Linked DNA regions of Homo sapiens: regions 1, 2, 4, 5 and 6 are each linked to region 3. The links are chromatin contacts, found by Hi-C or POLR2A ChIA-PET in ENCODE. All regions are on one chromosome and are shown on one strand. Each heading gives the region's core, a stretch centred on a gene start or an enhancer-like site at or near the end of the contact. The rest is flanking DNA. Distances are from core to core; before and after follow the strand shown.

Evidence for each region. A loop is a pair of places that touch in the nucleus more often than their neighbours do. ChIA-PET counts read pairs that join two places held with the same protein, here RNA polymerase II (POLR2A). Pooled maps may share reads with other maps.
Region 1: a loop to region 3 is called in a pooled map, with 11 times the contacts of the local background. The contact joins the promoter of LENG8 here to the promoter of KCNC3 in region 3. A Hi-C loop is called at or near these places in 7 of 50 pooled maps.
Region 2: a loop to region 3 is called in a pooled map, with 15 times the contacts of the local background. The contact joins the promoter of CNOT3 here to the promoter of KCNC3 in region 3. A Hi-C loop is called at or near these places in 8 of 50 pooled maps. POLR2A ChIA-PET finds 5 or more read pairs at or near these places in 2 of 52 experiments (B cell and activated T-cell).
Region 4: a map of naive thymus-derived CD4-positive, alpha-beta T cell shows a loop between it and region 3 (16-fold over the local background). The contact joins the promoter of NDUFA3 here to the promoter of KCNC3 in region 3. A Hi-C loop is called at or near these places in 1 of 168 maps with a recorded cell type or tissue (naive thymus-derived CD4-positive, alpha-beta T cell) and 3 of 50 pooled maps. POLR2A ChIA-PET finds 5 or more read pairs at or near these places in 2 of 52 experiments (Caco-2 and IMR-90).
Region 5: a pooled map shows a loop between it and region 3 (10-fold over the local background). The contact joins the promoter of CCDC61 here to the promoter of KCNC3 in region 3. A Hi-C loop is called at or near these places in 1 of 168 maps with a recorded cell type or tissue (breast epithelium) and 5 of 50 pooled maps. POLR2A ChIA-PET finds 5 or more read pairs at or near these places in 1 of 52 experiments (Panc1).
Region 6: a map of CD8-positive, alpha-beta T cell shows a loop between it and region 3 (23-fold over the local background). The contact joins the promoter of SYT5 here to the promoter of KCNC3 in region 3. A Hi-C loop is called at or near these places in 1 of 168 maps with a recorded cell type or tissue (CD8-positive, alpha-beta T cell) and 4 of 50 pooled maps. POLR2A ChIA-PET finds 5 or more read pairs at or near these places in 1 of 52 experiments (MCF 10A).

Annotation. Positions count from the first base shown.
Region 1 is chr19:54,447,702-54,450,558 of GRCh38, reverse strand. It overlaps LENG8 (leukocyte receptor cluster member 8), which reads right to left and starts at 1,360. Exons shown (of 16, transcript NM_052925.4): 1 at 1,249-1,360. LENG8-AS1 (LENG8 antisense RNA 1) reads left to right here and starts at 1,521. Exons shown (of 3, transcript NR_126418.1): 1 at 1,521-1,997; 2 at 2,344-2,394. RefSeq lists an enhancer at 703-1,610.
Region 2 is chr19:54,136,427-54,139,195 of GRCh38, reverse strand. It overlaps CNOT3 (CCR4-NOT transcription complex subunit 3), which reads right to left and starts at 1,434. Exons shown (of 18, transcript NM_014516.4): 1 at 1,203-1,434.
Region 3 is chr19:50,328,118-50,330,927 of GRCh38, reverse strand. It overlaps KCNC3 (potassium voltage-gated channel subfamily C member 3), which reads left to right and starts at 1,551. Exons shown (of 5, transcript NM_004977.3): 1 at 1,551-2,715. The coding sequence starts at 1,846. LOC105372437 (a long non-coding RNA gene) reads right to left here and starts at 1,308. Exons shown (of 4, transcript XR_007067299.1): 1 at 1,133-1,308. RefSeq lists silencers at 1-230, 244-423, 1,301-1,360, 1,441-1,990, 2,599-2,688 and an enhancer at 1,542-1,836.
Region 4 is chr19:54,101,404-54,104,329 of GRCh38, reverse strand. It overlaps NDUFA3 (NADH:ubiquinone oxidoreductase subunit A3), which reads right to left and starts at 1,475. Exons shown (of 4, transcript NM_004542.4): 1 at 1,442-1,475; 2 at 1,142-1,216. The coding sequence starts at 1,451. RefSeq lists an enhancer at 710-1,686.
Region 5 is chr19:45,994,130-45,996,841 of GRCh38, reverse strand. It overlaps CCDC61 (coiled-coil domain containing 61), which reads right to left and starts at 1,375. Exons shown (of 14, transcript NM_001267723.2): 1 at 1,338-1,375. RefSeq lists enhancers at 1,258-1,437, 1,828-2,017.
Region 6 is chr19:55,178,820-55,181,547 of GRCh38, reverse strand. It overlaps SYT5 (synaptotagmin 5), which reads left to right and starts at 1,259. Exons shown (of 9, transcript NM_003180.3): 1 at 1,259-1,431; 2 at 2,462-2,585. The coding sequence starts at 2,507. PTPRH (protein tyrosine phosphatase receptor type H) reads left to right here. Exons shown (of 20, transcript NM_002842.5): 20 at 1-301. RefSeq lists silencers at 1,244-1,433, 1,314-1,726 and an enhancer at 1,714-1,793.

The DNA of each region.
Region 1 (2,857 bases), core at 111-2,610, 4.1 Mb before region 3:
GAGTCTGAGGGAACCCTTAAGGCTGAGAGGGTGGAAAGGTTTCCGAGAACTCTGTGAAAAGGGAGGCCTTTCAGGGAGCATCGAGGGGGCTGGAAGAATATTGGAGAAGAGAAGAAAATTTTGAGAGGAAAAGGGGATTTTCCGGAAGTTAACCCTGGAAGCAAGTGGTCGTTGAGCGTTCCTGAGAATGCCAACGTGAACCCCAACGTGAAGAAATGGGTTCTTAGCACTGACAGACTGATTTCAAAAAGGTCTCCGAAGGGCAGTAAAGAGACCTACGTGGGAGTCCTCAGTGGGACTACCCCTGCCTGCTTCCACGGGAGGTTCCCGGAAGCAGGGGTAGGGCTGGGAGAGAAAAGGGATCACCGTGGTTGGGTGTCTGGACATAAAGCTTTGGGAATGCCAAAGAAGACCCAAAACATGTTCAACGAATTAAGAGTGGGGTACAGAGAGAATTGGAAGAAAAGTGGAGTGTCTCCGGAGCAAGGATTCAGGAGCCTAAACTCCCGAGAGGGAGTAACTGATAAGTAGGATAATTAATCCCGCAGGAGAACCGGAATTCCCACGAGTTGACGGGATAGGAACGGGAGTCTGGAGCTGGGGAAAAGCCCTAGAAACGCAAAGGCTTAACTTAAACAGGACACAGGGCGTGGGTGGAGACGAGGGATCGTGGCGGGGACACAGGAAGAGGAGCCCCAGGGCAGAAGGGAGATTAGAGGTAAGGTCAGGAGTTGGGGGCTGGACAGAGGACTCCCGGACGGGTCTCAAGAACAGAGACAGGCATCAGACGCGAGGCCTGAGGTCCCGGGAGCACCTGGCCGTCCCGCAGGCTGGGCGAAGGCAAAGGAGGACGCCGGGTGGAGGAGGCCGCTCGGATCCCCACGACTAGCCACGGAGCCACTGCCCAGGCCGCGCCTGCGCACCACGCCCCAGAAAGACGCGCAGGAGCCGCCCGTCGCCCGGGGCAACACCCGGTCAACGGCGAGTGAGGGGCGCCCCGGGGCCCCGAGAACTCCAAGGGAGAGGAACGGAAATTAGAAGACGACGGCGCACGCGCGCTAGTGCCCGAACGCGCGGCCCCAGGCCCGGTGCGCAGGCGCAGTGGCTGCCCCTGCGCCGCCACACCCTGTCGACGCTCGCGCGCGGCGTCTGCTGCTGCGACGGCCGAGAAGGCCTCGGGGCTCGCGGGGCGCAAGACCAAAAGGAGATGCTATCCCCGCCCGCCTGCTCGCCTGCCGCTCCCCTTACCAACCAGGATCCTTCGCTGCAGGGACACGCCAACAACCACCCAGGCGATCAGCAACACGGCCACGACACCGCTGTGCCACCCGGCTGGCTCTGGTCTTCTTTGGCTTCGACGTCCTGACCGCGGCGTCCTGACGTCACGCGGCGGCCTTGCACCGCCTCCCTCGGCCCTGCACAGCCAATGAACGCCACGAGCTGCGCTTGAGCCCGCCTTCCTGCCCACGCACTTACGCATGAACATTTTAAGGCAGACCGGAAGTCTGGGTGGGGACGGTGGCCCCGAGGAGACAAGCGTGGCCGCATTAGCTCTTTCTGCCTCCCACGCAGCCTTATTTTTTTTATTGTTGTTTTCTTGTTGCTGTTGTTGTTGTTCTCGGAGACGGAGTCTTGCTCTTGCTCTGTCGTCGCCCACGATAGAGTACAGTGGCGTGATCTCTGCTCACTGCAACCTCCGCCTCCTGGGTTCAAACAATTCTGCCTCAGCCTCCGGAGTAGCTGGGATTACAGGCGCGCGCCACTATGCCCGGCTAATTTTTGTGTTTTTAGTAAAGACGGGGTTTCACCATGTCGGCCAGGCTGTTCTCGAACTCCTGACCTCGTGATCCCTCCGTCTCGGCTTCCCAAAGTGCTGGGATTACGGGCGTGAGCCACCGTGCCCGGCCGCAGCCTTGTTTTGACTGAGTCAGTGGGAGCCATTACTGTTCCTAAATGTAAACTGGCGTGACAGGAGTTCCGGGATTGTCCACAGCACGGTGATGTGGAAGCCCTGGGGAGAGAATGATAAAGAAAGGGGATGAGGAACAGCTCCACCCGGAAGAGCGGGCTTCCCTAGCAAATGAATCTGGAAGGGCGCAGGGGAGGGGGCACGGCGAGTTCAGATGGACCGAGGCTGGAAGCTGACGCGGTTGGAGGGGGATGGGTGTAGCTGTTGGCAGTGGCGCTGGGGTGGAAGTGTGTGGGGTCACAGATGTGTAAGGGTGGGCGCGGAGCAGACCCCCGAAGGTCCCTGAGGTCAGGCTGAGGCATTGGACCAAATCCGTACATAGGCATTTCTCTGAACTGCGCGCCACCTTTTGAGTGCCATCTGTTTCCGTCCAGGACTCTGATACAACTATCCAGTCCGCTGCAGGGACCGGTCACTGTGTCACAGTAAGTGGTGGGATTTAAGAGGCAGTTTTCCTCCTCATGTTCTACCATTATGAACGTCTAGCTTGAAAAATACATACCATTTTCATAACTACGTATTATTTTGTTAGTGCTAGCATAGTAGATCTTTTTCCGTTATTTTACTCTGTGGGGGGGGGGGGGTTTGTTTTGTTTTTGTTTTTGTTTTCTTTTTGGTACTAAGCTTTTTGTTCTGGAATAATTTTGGATTTATTCAAAACGTTGCAAAGACCGGGCGCGCTGGCTCACGCCTGTAATCCCAACACTTTGGGAGGCCGAGATGGGTGGATCACCTGGGGTCAGGAGTTCAAGATCAGCCTGGCCAACATGGTGAAGTCCCGTCTCTACTAAAAATACAGAAATTAGCTGGGCGTGGTGGCGCGTGCACCTGTAATCCCGGCTACTCGGGAGGCTGAGGCAGGAGAATCGCTTGAACCCAGGAGGCCAA
Region 2 (2,769 bases), core at 185-2,684, 3.8 Mb before region 3:
CCCCTCACCAAAAGGACAGGAGAGCTCACCCCGGGGTGGGTGGCCGCCCTGCACTGAGAGGCAGGGACTGCTCAGAAAGAGGGGCTGGTGCTGCCCGCAGTGGGAGCTCACTAACATGGACAGCGTGGCGGCTTAGTGTCTTTCACCAGGCACCTGAGCGCCAGGGGATCCCAGCAGCCCCCAGCAACAAGACCACAGTGGTCCTGATATCACTGGGAGACGCCCACACCCAGAAGGTCGGAGAGTCACGATGCAGGGGAGTTCAAGGCTGCAAAGCCAGGGGCAGACGCCAGGATCAAAGAAGTGTGAGAGCTGAGACCAGACGTGGGCCACACTGAGGACGGTCCTGTACCCCAGGTGGGGGAAAGCCAAACTCCCCCAAAAAGGCAGGCGCCCAGTGCAGCGGGATGGCGAGGCTGGAGCCACCCAGGGCGCTACTCGCTATGAGAGGGAAGAGCTGCAGACTACAGAGGTGGAAACTTCGGCAAAGGCTCCAACTAACGGGGAGTTTCTCCTCCACTCCTCTCCCAAGAGGCTCCCATCCGATACAGACGGGCAGCTGGAACCTGAGATCCAGGGGAGGCTGCGCTCCCGGGAGCAGTGAGGAGGGATGCGGAGGGCGGCCTCGGTCCTGGGAAGGGTGACTCCCCCACCCAGCTGGGGTCCTCGTCCCGACCACCACCCCCCCTCCCCGCCACCGTCGAGGGAGAAGCCCCGGCGCGGAGGCTGCCCCACAACGCGAAGGACCGAGGCCGAGGGGGGCAGGCACCTGAGCCCCGAGAGGGCGGGCACCTGGGACCAGGGGCGCCTCCATCCTTCCAGCCAGGAGCCAATACCGACGCGGAGAGGGGCGGGCACCTCGCGCCCGGGAGGCTTCGCACCCTCACACCCCTACCGGGGGGCCCGACGCGATGCCACGCGGGGAGGCGGCGGCGGGCGGGGCCCGGGGTCCGGGTCGCGGAAGGACCCCCGGGAGGCGCTGAGGAACGTGAAAGAGGCGCAGGAACGGGAGGGCGAGAGGGAGGGAGCCGCCCCCCGCCGGGAGCCCCGCGCTGCAGAGGCGGCGGCAGGGGGCAGGCGAGGGGAGGCCATGTCGCGACAGACGGCGGTGTCGCCAGGGCGGGAGGCGGCGGGGAGGGCGGCCGATGGCGCCGGGGGGAGGAAGGGAAGGGGTCCGGCCCAGTCGAGCCTGACGCTCTCACCACAGGAGCTGGCGCCGCCGCTGAGGAGCGTATCGCGACAGGCGGGGGAGGCGAGCGCCCGCCGCCTTTTTCTCGCGCCCCGGGCCCGGGCGCTATCGCGATAGCGGCGCGAAGCGGAAGTGGGGTTGGGGGAGTGGGCCCGGGGTTGTTCTGACGACGGGGGTCGGGGCTCAAGGGAGGCCGCGGCGTCTGCCGATGGCTCCGCGGAAGCTGACCGGGCCCGGTCCAAGATGGCGGCGGCGGAGGAGGCCTCCCCTCCTCTCTTCTCGTCTCTGGCGCCGACCCGCCCCCGAGTCCCGAATATAGGCCAGTCATTGCTCCCGCTGAACGTCGCTCCTGACCCTTGGAGGCTTTCTATTGGTTCCTGGCAGGGATGCGCCCTGCCCCCTTTCGCGGATTGGGTGATCGCTCCAAGGCGCGGCGTTCGATTGGCCTCCCGCGCAGGCTGCTAGGATTGGCTCAGGTTTTCCTCCCCGCTCCTCCTCCTCCTCCCGCCTCAGGGCACAACACGCCAGCGCGAGGACCCGAACGTCAATCAAGAGACCTGTGTCGTGCTGATTGGATGTATCCGCCCCCCTCTCTTAAAACAATTGGTCTGGGGGAGGAGCTACGACAGTCCAGGGGCGGGAAGTCGTCCGTCAAGTTTAGAGCTCTTTTTAATTGGTTGCGGGGGCATATTCTGCCTTGAAGTCATTGGTTGGTCCTGGAAGTGGGTGGGGAAAGCGGAGGAAGGCATGGAGTGTGGGCGTTAGGGGCCGCGTACCTAATGGGAGACAGACAGGTGCCTTTAAAGCGGGGGCCGAGCCGAAGTCATCTGCCAATCAAAACAGCCACAGGGCCAAGTGGGAGGAGCTGGGCAAGAAAGTCCACCCCTTTTTCTTCGTTGGCCCTAAAAGTTATCATTCATGCTAGTTGGACCAATAGCGTGGCGAGTGGGCGGTAGCTGCTCGTAGAGCGTGTGAAAGAGGGTGTATGTAGCTGGCAGAAGTGGGACTTGGTCGCAACCGTTGCGTCCCGGCCAGGTAAGCAGCTTCCCTCTCAGCTGCCTCGTCTTTCTCCAAGTGCCTCTATGTTGGCACATCTCTGAAATTCATTATTTGCTGAGTGAAAGAAGAAAGGGACCAGAGACACTGCTTTAAGTCTCTGGCACCGTGCATAGCAGAATTGGTTGGGAAGCGTGAGGCATGGAGTTTTTGTCCTGCCCCTGCCTGGTTAGGCGACCAGATGGTGGGACAGTCATTCTCCTCTGCGTCTCCGCTTCCTTAGTGTGTTGAGGACGCTGCAGAAGGTACAGAGGAGACGGGTGGCTCCCTAATGCCTGCTCGTTTCAGGTCTCAGCTCTGTTGTCTTCTTGGAGAGAAAACTTCCCTGACCTCCCTCCCGGGCGGAGCGCTCCTGCGCGCCTTGTTCGTTAGGATTTATTTTTGTACGTCTACCGTCATTTTCGTAATTATTCGGTTTCCCTGTCTGGATTTTGCATCTCCAGCACTTAGCACGCAGGAAGTAGTCAGTAACCATTTGTCAAAGGAATAGATGAATGAATGTGAGGAATGACTTGTGATTGAAA
Region 3 (2,810 bases), core at 302-2,801:
CCTCCCTCCGCAGCCCCAGCCGCAGCCGCTGGCCCCGCCCCAGCCCCCTGAGCCTGCGCTCTGCCTCTCGGAGCCTACGACCGCCCAGGGGGCGGGGACGGCCCGCTCCGAGGCGGTCCCCTTTTTCTGGCCCCGCCCCTCACTCCATTCTTCCCCAGAACCCGACCTCTGAGACTCCTAGCCCACCCCATTTTTTATCGGTCCTGCCTATATTGCCTCAGTCTTGACGGTGCTTCCTGGCGCTTTGGCCTCTCCCCTCTCCCGTCCTCTCTGCCTCCTTGCGTGCCCCCTCCTCACCAGTCCTCATCTACCCTCGGTCCTCCAATCTGCAGTCCGCCGCGGTGTAGCGTTCGTTAGAAGTTCTCGCCTCGCCCTTTGAGACCCTGTGACCTTTAGGCAGTGCCCTCTCCCAGGTCTTCTGATCCCGAAGACTCCCCGTTCCAGGTCCCTCCCCTCCATCCAGCCCAGTAGCTTTGTACTCTTTGTAGTCTCATTGTTCCCCTGGGATCCACCTCTCCCGTTCCTCTACCCTCCCTTAGCCCTGCCCTGCCCTCGCCTACCCTGGTTGCTTTCAAGACCCTCAAGCCCCGCTCCTTCCTTAGTCTCTCTTTCCTACCGCCCATTCAAGACGTTTTCTTTTTCTTTTATTTATTTATTTTTTGACACAGAGTCTCGCTCTGTCGCCCAGGCTGGAGTGGAGTGGTGCGATCTCGACTCATTGCAACCTCTACTTCCCAGGTTCAAGCGATTCTCCTGCCTCAACCTCCCGACTAGCTGGGACTACAGGCACCCACAACCACGCCCGACTAATTTTTGTATTTTTAGTAGAGGCGGGGCTTCACCATTTTGGCCGGGCTGGTCTCGAACTCCTGACCTCAAATGATCCACCCACCTCAGCCTCGCAAAGTGCTGGCGTTACAGGCGTGAGCCACTGCGCCCTGCCTCAAGACGTTTTCTATTTGTCGACCCCACTCACCTTCCTCAGTACCACTCATCCATCCGGACACTCATTCTCCGGGCCCAGCCCCGACTAACCAGGCCCGCCTTGGAGCCTCAGCCCCGCTCCCTCCCTTAGGCCTATCCAGACCCTCTCGGGTTTCCAGGACTCTCTCAAGTTTCAACACCTTCTCACCGAGTCTAAGTCTTTGTTCTTCCCGTGTCCTCTTTCAGTCCAGCCTGTCCCCCTTGCGCGGGAAAGTCCTCCATCTCTAGTTCCCGCCCCATGCAGTCTCATCTGGACCGTTTCTACTTTCTGCGGCCCTGTCTCTTCCAAGCAATGCTCCTCCCCACCAGGTCCTGCCTAGCGGTGTTTTAGGTGAGGGCGTGCGATCTGTTTTGTTTCTCTCCGCCCCTTTCTCAGCCCAATCAGGACGGCCTCTCTCATGGTGGCCCCGCCCCTCCAGGCCAGTCGGGCGTCTTTAAATAGCTTGGATGTGTCCCCTCCTCCCTCTACCCCGCCCGCACTTTTTTCAGTTCAGTAAGGTCTCTCTCTATCGTATCTAGCCCCGCCTTCCCCTGGCTACCAGTGCTGCCGAACACAATTAGTAGTAACCGGTCCCGCCTCCCTTGACGCCCCGCCCCGCCCCTCCTCCCTGCTCTCTTAGAAAGAGCCAATCGCTCCGTCTCATTGGCGGCCCCGACTCGTCCAGCTGGGTCGCGTTAGAGTGCCCGCCCCACTCCTCCCAGCCACAGCCCCGCCCCACCTCCCCCAGGCCAATCAGTTTGGTTCCTCTCCCCTAAGCCACGCCCCCGCTACCTCGCTCCTCCTCCCACCCAATCCCGTCGGTCTCTCCCCCCGTGTCCCCGCCCCTGCGTCCCCGCCCCTCCCGCCCCGCCCCCCGTCCAATGCTGAGCTCAGTCTGCGTCTCGTCCTTCCGCGGGCGCCAGGGGGCCAGCAAGCAGCAGCCGGCGCCACCGCCGCAGCCGCCCGAGTCCCCGCCGCCGCCACCGCTGCCGCCGCAGCAGCAGCAGCCTGCGCAGCCCGGCCCCGCCGCGTCCCCGGCGGGCCCCCCGGCACCCCGCGGGCCCGGGGACCGGCGCGCCGAGCCATGCCCCGGGCTGCCGGCGGCGGCCATGGGGCGGCACGGCGGCGGCGGTGGCGACAGCGGCAAGATCGTGATCAACGTGGGCGGCGTGCGCCATGAGACGTACCGCTCGACGCTGCGCACCCTGCCGGGGACGCGGCTGGCCGGCCTGACGGAGCCCGAGGCGGCGGCACGCTTCGACTACGACCCGGGCGCCGACGAGTTCTTCTTTGACCGGCACCCGGGAGTCTTCGCGTACGTGCTCAACTACTACCGCACCGGCAAGCTGCACTGCCCAGCCGACGTGTGCGGGCCCCTGTTTGAGGAGGAGCTCGGCTTCTGGGGCATCGACGAGACCGACGTGGAGGCCTGCTGCTGGATGACCTACCGGCAGCATCGCGACGCTGAGGAGGCGCTCGACTCCTTCGAGGCGCCCGACCCCGCGGGCGCCGCCAACGCCGCCAACGCCGCAGGCGCCCACGACGGAGGCCTGGACGACGAGGCGGGCGCGGGCGGCGGCGGCCTGGACGGAGCGGGCGGCGAGCTCAAGCGCCTCTGCTTCCAGGACGCGGGCGGCGGCGCCGGGGGGCCGCCAGGGGGCGCGGGCGGCGCGGGCGGCACATGGTGGCGCCGCTGGCAGCCCCGCGTGTGGGCGCTCTTCGAGGACCCCTACTCGTCGCGGGCTGCCAGGGTGAGCGCGCTCTCGGGGCCCCCATCCACCCCACCCCCGCCTCTCCAGGCGCCCCCAGTCTCCCAGGAGCGCCCCAGCTCCAACCCTCCGGGTCC
Region 4 (2,926 bases), core at 226-2,725, 3.8 Mb before region 3:
CTTGTCTCTACTAAAAATACAAAAATTAGCCGGGCGTGGTGGTGCTCGCCTGTAATCCCAGCTACTTGGGAGGCGGAGGCAGGAGAATCACTTGAACCCTAGAGGCGGAGGTTGCAGTGAGCCATGATCAAACCATTGCACTGTAGCCTGGAAGACAGAGCGAGACGCCATCTCAAAAAAAAAAAAAAAAAAAAGCTGGCCGGGCGCGGTGGCTCACGCCTGTAATCCCAGCACTTTGGGAGACCGAGTTGGGAGGATCACGAGGTTAGGAGATCGAGACCATCCTGGCTAACACGGTGAAACCCCGTCTCTATTGAACATACAAAAAATTAGCCGGGCATGGGGGCGGGCGCCTGTAGTCCCAGCTACTCGGGAGGCTGAGGCAGGAGAATGGCGTGAACCCGGAAGGCGGGGCTTGCACTGAACCGAGATCGCGCCACTGCACTCCAGCCTGGGCGACAGAGCGAGACTCAGTCTCAAAAACAAAAACAAAAAATTAGCTGGGCGCCTGTAATCCCAGCTACTCGGGAGGCTGAGGCAGGAGAATCCCTTGAACCCAGGAGGCCGAGGTTGCAGTGAGCCGGGATCGCGCCACTGCACTTCAGCCTGGGTGAGAGTGAGACTCCATCGCAAAAAAAAAAGCTACATTTTAACAATCCCCCGCCCCCATCCCTGCAGGAACTCCGGTGCTAATTAAAGTGTGAGTAGGGCAGTTCCAGGGCAGAGGGCAGAGATTTTCAATCAGCAAGGCACATTGGGATCATACGGGGATTTTCACAAGACACAGATTCCCCAGTCCCACCTCCACCCAAGCCAACTCAATTCAGAATGGGGGAGAGGAAAGATGAAAAGGAGGAGGAGGATCTGGACTTTTTTTTGGTGCTCAGGTGTTAAGGCATAAGCAGGGTTGAGAACGTCTCATTTAGAGGGGTTAAGAGCGTATTGGGTAGGTGGAGAGGAACGCGGGGGGCGATGGTGGAGAGGTTATAATGGGTATGGGGATAGATAAGGGGATGCCGTGGGGGTGCAGACACACTAGAGGGGACCCGAGGGCGGCGATAGGGCTTTAGGGGTACAAGATGGAGGGATGTAGGGGGACGGGGGTGGACGATGCAAGTTTGCGCCTGGAGCACTCACGCACCGAGGCCCCCGACGACGAAGGACACGACCAGCACTGGCTCCTTGTCCCAGGCATTCTTGAGGAAGGCGCCGACTCCTGAAGGGGTGGCAAGAAGCGTCACCCCTGCAAGTAGCTGCCCCCGGTGACCTCTAACCCTCTCGTGCCACCCCTGCCCTGGAGGAGCCCCCTCGTGACTTCTGCGTTCCCCTCCAGCACGGACCCCATCGCTTCCACCCCTGCCCTGCCGCACCTCAGTCCCAGGACCGCCCAGAGGTTCCCAGAACTACCCGAGCCCCGTGCGCCACCGGCACCTGCACTTACTCGCAGCCATCTTTGTCTCCGCGGCGGCGACAGCGGCGAGGACGCGGAGCACCCTGGGAGTTGTGGTCCCTATGCGCGAGAACCCGCTCCCAGGGCTGCGCGTGCGCCCTGGAGCACAAGTAGAGGCGAAAGCAAGGACGCGGAGCACTCTGGGAGTTGTGGTCCCTCTGTGCGACGGCCCGCTTTCGGAGCCTGCGCGTGCGCACTCGCGCAGAACAAAGATGGAGCCGTGGAGGTAAAGGAAGTGGTGTCAGGAGCAAGCGCAAGCCTGACTTTGCGGACCTGCGTGGAATCTCCTTAGTCTCAGCCTAGAAGTCGCTCCGGAGTGACTAGTCCTCCTGCTGCGACCCACCTAAGGCGGAACAAAATAGTCCCCATTTTATAGTTTATGTATGAAAGCCCATTTTACAGACGAAGAAACTGAGCCCGGGAGAAGGTGAATGACTAACCTGTCCTTCGAGGTCTCAGCTCAACATCGGCTCGTCCTGGAAGCGCTAGGTCTCATCCCAGATGGGTTAGGAGCTTTCTGCGGGCTCTCACAGTGCTCTGTTACCGCCATTATAGCTCAGATCACTTAAGAAACTGACCTGGTCTGGGCCAGGCGCGGTGGCTCACGCCTGTAATCCCAGCACTTTGGGAGGCCGAGGCGGGCGGATCACGAGGTCAGGAGATCTAGACCATCCTGGCTAACATGGTGAAACCCTGTCTCTACTTAAAAATACAACACAAATTAGCCGGGCGTGGTGGTGGGCGCCCGTAGTCCCAGCTACTGGGGAGGCTAAGGCAGGAGAATGGCGTGAACCCGGGAGGCGGAGCTTGCAGTGAGCCGAGATCACACCACTGCACTCCAGCCTGGGCGACAGAGCGAGACTCCGTCTCAAAAAAAAAGAAACTGACCTGGTCTTGGTCTTTCAGTCGGACTGGTAGCTGCTGCTTGAGAGCAGTAACGGAGTCTGAGTTCCCTCTGTGCCTGCCAACATGGCACAGCGAGGGTCTGGCACGTAATAGGTTCTAATTTTTTTTTTTTTCTTCTGAGATTGAGTCTAGCTCTGTCGCCCAGGCTGGAGTGCAATGGCGCGATCTCGGCTCACAGCAACCTCCGACTCCCGAGTTCAAGCGATTCTCCTGCCTCAGCCTCCTGAATAGCTGGGATTACAGGCGCGCGCCTCCACAGCCGGCTAATTTTTCTTTTTTAGGAGAGACGGGGGTTTCTCCATGTTGGTCAGGCTGGTCTCGAACTTCCCGACCTCAGGTGATCCACCCGCCTTGGCCTCCCAAAGTGCTGGGATTACAGGCGTGAACAACCGCGCCCGGCCTAGAGGGGCTAATTTTTATCTATCTATCTATCTAACACAGTATCACACCAAGAGCCTGGCACATAATAGGTGCTAATTTTTCTCTGTCAACCAATCTATCAATCGATCAATTAATCACAGCAAGGGCCTGGCACATAATTGGTGTTAATTTTTATCTATCCATCAATCA
Region 5 (2,712 bases), core at 126-2,625, 4.3 Mb after region 3:
AGACAAACTGAGGCCAGAGTGGTAGCAAAGGAGCTGGTGAGGCATGGTTGGATTCTGGATGTGTTTTGAAGACAGAGCTAATGCGATCTGCTAGACCATATATAAGTAAGACAAAAGGGAGAAGTGAAGAAGACTCCAAGCTAGCCAGGCACGGTGGCTCACGCCTGTAATCCCAACACTTTGGGAGGCTGAGGCGGGTGGATCACCTGAGGTCACGAGTTCAAGACCAACCTGGCCAACATAGTGAAACCCCTTCTCTACTAAAAATACAAACAATTAGCTGGGTGTGGTGGCGGGCGCCTGTAATTCCCTTGAATCTGGGAAGTGGAGGTTTCAGTGAGCCAAGATCGCGCCATTGCACTCCAGCCTGGGCTACAAGAGCGAAACTCTGTCTCAAAAAAAAAAAAAAAAGAACACTCCAAGCTTCTTGATCTTAGTACCTGGCAGGATGAATGTCCCATCAACTGGGTTTGGAGGTTGAAAGGAAGAAATCGCAAGATTGGTTTGGGACAAGTTTATGTCTGAATGTCAGATGAACTTCCAAAGAGAGAAGAGTCGGCCATGATATGAGTCTGGAGTTCAGGGCAGAGATCCAGGCTGGAAATACACACGTGGGAGTTCTCATTAGATAAAGAGGGTGAAGCTAGCCAATGGTATAGACAGAGATGATGTCATTCTACTGATGATGAAGCTGAGGCACAGAAGGGTTAAACAACTGGCCCAAAGCCACAGTAATGATCAGTGGCAGAGCCAGGATTCAAATTCGGGATTCAACCCGACGCCAGAGCCCACATTCTTAACCATCAGTAGAGTAAGTTTAAGAGTTAATTCACCTAAAACACTTGGCAGGTGCACAGCACATAGCAAACGCCACAGGCATAATAGGGCTTCACATCTCTTTAAAGTACATGCTCATCCCTGGAGGTCTCCTTCCCTCCCTTCCTCAATATTGCTTCTTCCCACGACTTTCACCCAAATCAAAGCTTGTAAAGCATAGTGCGCTGTAATAACCCTCTGCCTTAAAACCTCCTACTAAATCGCCACGCTGCATTCCAAGGACGTCTCTATATTTTACCATCTGCTGTCTCCTGCTTTACAACTTTCCCCATTGAAGACCCTCCTGCGATATACAGATCACCCCCAACTCACATGCTGCGCTCAGCCTCACAACCCCTCAATCAAGCGCCTACCCTTGTTAAAGGGCACCCTCCCTCCCGATTCCTACAAGGCCAGGTCAGCTGCCCACCGCAGCCCACTCTCCCCCGAGAGAAGCCCCTTCCCCTCCACCTAAGACCTCCACCACGGCCCGCGCAACCGCCACTCCCGCGGCCTCTCACCTTCTCCACTAGCAACCCTCCTCGCGAGCGGTTCAACTGACGAAGCTCCAGCCCCGCCCCAGGATCCGGCGTTCTCGCTTCTGATTGGTCACAGCTTACCAGCAGCCAAGTTTCCATTAGCCAAAAGAGACGCCCATCACTCTGTCCCTCCCCCAGAGGAGAACCCGCCCTCCAAAACTTCCAATTGGCTAACTAAGAAGAGGCTGTCCCAAATGGGTTGGGGGAGGCACCTAACGTCGGGCTCTTCTCTAATCACTACTGGCTAATAATGCTGCCAGTCATACAAAAAGGTTGTTCCCCAGAGTGGAAGGGAAAGAATCCCGGAAGTAGCCCCTTGACTCCACCTATTACCCCCTGCGGGAGGGTAGGCCGCGCCCACGTGGTGGGGAGGGCCTGGAAGGGAGAGCCGGGTGTGCATGCGCATGGGGAGATAGTGGCCGCGGCTCCGGAAACTGGGGAGTGGTCTCAGCATAAAGACAGGTTGAGATTTGTCATCGCTTGGTGCATTCCAAACCTGCACTAAGCATTTTGCAGGACTTGGCTTATTTAAACTTTATAACAGCCCTGCAAAGTTATTATGATTTCCATTTTACCACTAAGAAAACAGTCTCAGAGAGGTATAGCCACTAGCCCGGGTTCACACGGCTTTTGAACGACCCATATTTTAAACCGATCAGTCATGAACTGGAAGGATCCAGCTAAAGGAATTGAGCGCGGGGATGGGGGAGGAGGGACCTCTTTAAGAAAGGAAAATAAAGTTTAAAGAAAAAAAAAAACTGACATGAAAGTTTACTTAGAATATGAAATAATAACAAATTACATATTTAAAAGAGCCAAATACCACAAACATTGCAAAATCCCAAAGGATAACGTAATGTTTTTATTAATTTTCTGCCTGACACACCTCTGTGATGTTTCCTACTTTTTCAGCTGCATGTTTCACAATATCCTTGTCTACAAAGAGAAAAGTAAGTTATCTTTCCTCTAGCGTGGTTGATGGAACTTTTTAAAAATTCATTATAATTTAGAACAAGTTTCAGCTTCACAAATCAGTATTGGTGATGTTATTGAAGTCTTTTGGAAATCTAGAAAAACTTCTGGCCAGGCGCGGTGGCTCACACCTGTAATCCCAGCACTTTGGGAATCACGAGGTCAGGAGTTCGAGACCAGCCTGAACCACCTGGTGAAACCCTGTCTCTACTAAAAATATAAAAAATTAGCTGGGCGCAGTAGCGGACGCCTGTAATCCCAGCTACTCAGGAGGCTGAGGCAGGAGAATCACTTGAACTCGGGAGGCGGAGGTTGCAGTGAGCCAAGATCGTGCCACTGCACGCCAGCCTGGGCAACAGAGTGAGATGCCACCTCCAAAAAAAAA
Region 6 (2,728 bases), core at 10-2,509, 4.9 Mb before region 3:
TCCTGGTTCCCTGAAGGAGGAGAGGGATGATAGCTTGGATTCCCTAGGTCTTTCCAGGATGCAGAAAGAAACAGGCTGGGGCCTGGATTCTGAGGCAGGAAGGAATTTGGGTCTGGAGTTCTGGCTACTTGAGGACCAAAGGCAGGAAGGATCCTGCCTTGATTTTACTTCAGAAACCAAATCAGTCTTCTATAATCTGGGGTCGGAGGGAGTCCCTGTGCCCAAGGTCTCTCTGCACCCCACCATCCACATGTATTTTTCCTTCTATCCCATAATTTATTAAATCACTGTTCTCCCCAGAGACAGTTGTCCCATGGATTTCTGGGTCTGGAAATAATATTGGATTGGGAGTAGGGATGGGTTCCTGGTATCTAGGGATCGAGGCGAACGTCCAGGAGGGGACTAGAGGGACCCACACATTTGCACATGAAAAAATGTAGGTTTGGGTGGTTGAGTCTCTCAGAGAAGGCAGTGTCCAGACGTCTGTGTCCAGGGTCTGGGCAGTATGGACAGGGCTCGCTGGAGCTAGGTGCTTGGGGACTTGCCTTCTGAGCTTTTCTTTTACTCTTCTCTGTTGTTGTTGTTGTTGTTTTGTTCTGTTTTTGTTTTTGTTTTTGAGACATGGTCTTGCTCTGTTGCCCAGACTGGAGTGCAGTGGCTCACTGCAGCCTTGACCTCCTGGGCCCAGGTGATCTTCCCACCTCAGCCTCTAGAGTAGCTGCCATCACAAGTGCGCACCACCACGCTGGCTCATTTTTGTAGAGACGGGATTTTGCTATGTTGCCCAGGCTGGTCTCCAGCTCCTGGGCTCAAGCATTCCTCCTGCTTCGGCCTCCCAAAGTGCTGAGGTTACAGGTATGAGCCACCGCACTGGCCGCCTCCTGGGACTGGTGTTAGGGGAACTTAGAGGGCGATGTCTGGGGGCTGATAGCTGGGGACTTTGATGCTGAACCCTGCAGAGTCTGGGTCTCCAATGGGGGTCTGGGGTCTCCTAGGTCCTAGGACTGAGTATCCTGGCATGCCGTTCTTTGGGCTATACAGGGTGTGTGTCGTGTGTGTTGGGGCGGGAGGAGTGGAGTGGTCTGGACGGCCAACGACTGGACCAGAAGGCAGAAAATGCTAAAGCACCAGGATAAACATCTGTGGGCGTCATCGAGGTTCCCGGGTGGAGGCGGGAGGAGGGGCGGGGCAGGGCTTTCCGCCTACCCGAGACCAAATACGGGCACACACAATACACACCACACACGCGCGCACACGCACACGGGCACACACGCGCGCACGGGATCCTGCTCCGCTCCGCGGCTCCCCCGCCCCGGAGAGCTCCGCGATCAGCACCCGGGACAGCGCCACCGCCCACGTGCAGGGGGTGGGGTCCGGGCGGGGCTGGCGCCTCGGCGTCTCCCGGGAGTGTCCCGTCCAGCCGCCGAGCAGGTAGGAGCTGCTGGGACCCCCGCCCTCAGCCCATCCGCATCCGCATCCCTAGAGGAAAGGGGTGTGCGAGTGGGGGCTGGGGCACTGGGGAGACAACCAGAGGGAGGGCAGCAGCCTGAAGCGGAGAGACAGGGATCTGGGGACGCGAGACAGGTATGGAGAAGACAAAGAGCCGAGGGCGGGGAGTGGGGCGCAGGCGGAGGGGAGAGGGAGAGACCCTGGAGACAGAGGCCAGGCGATAGGGAAGAGAGACAGGCGGGTTGGGGAGGCAGACACAGGGAAGACGCCTATGTGGGGTCAAGAGGCAGCGTGGAGACCGAGGCGGTCACGAGAGCAGCACGGATGCGTGGAGAGACCAACAGGCCAAGAAGGATGAGGGGGCTCAGCACAGGCACCGGGCAGCCCCCGACCCGCCCTCCAGCAAAATTGGGGAGAGGGAAGAGGGAACCTGCGTCTCAGCTCCCAGGACCAGGTGCGGAGGGAGCAGTCGGCTGTGGGCGCTCGGACCACAGGCTGCCCGCTCCCCACCTCGCGGGACCTCAGGATCCCAGTCGGGCTATTGGGGGGTTCCCAGGCACCGGTGGGCCCCGGAGCGAGCCTGCCCCGCCGGGACTCCGCGTCTGTGCGTCAGCCCCGCCCGTTGTCCTGGCAACAACCCGTTGCCCGGGCAACCAGCTTTGCTCTCACCCCGCTTGAGAGGAGCCCGGCTGTTGCTCTGGGCAACGCGGTCTGCTGGTTCCCACGTCTGCCTTCGCCCGCTTCCGGTTCAGACCCTGCGGAGGGGCGAGGACGAGGCAGAAGTCAGCGGGATGCCTGTGGGGCCGTGGAGGAAGAGGGTATCCCTTTAGGATGGAACTAGGTCCTGGACACCCCCTCTCAAGTGCGGGGAGGCTGATACTACAACTCCCAGCATGACTCGCGGTGGCTGTCCGGTTTCTGCGCGGCTGTTCGCGCAAAGGCCTCATGGGAGTTGGAGTTCTTTGTTGTGCGTGGGGCTCAAAGGACGTCTGGGGTGGGAATGGGGGACTAGGGTGCTTGAGTGTCTCTGCAGAAAAGACTCCAGGACCCCGCCACCATGTTCCCGGAGCCCCCAACCCCGGGGCCTCCATCGCCCGACACGCCTCCCGACTCCAGTCGCATCAGCCACGGCCCAGGTGAGCAAGACCCGGGGGTGGGGGGCCGAGCAGAGAGAAAGCCTGGCCAGGATTCCGAGGGGCGGGATTCGGACGGGTGTACTCGGGCAGGCGGGCTGGAAAATCCGGCTGGGATCCCGGGTCGTCATCCTGGACTGGAATGC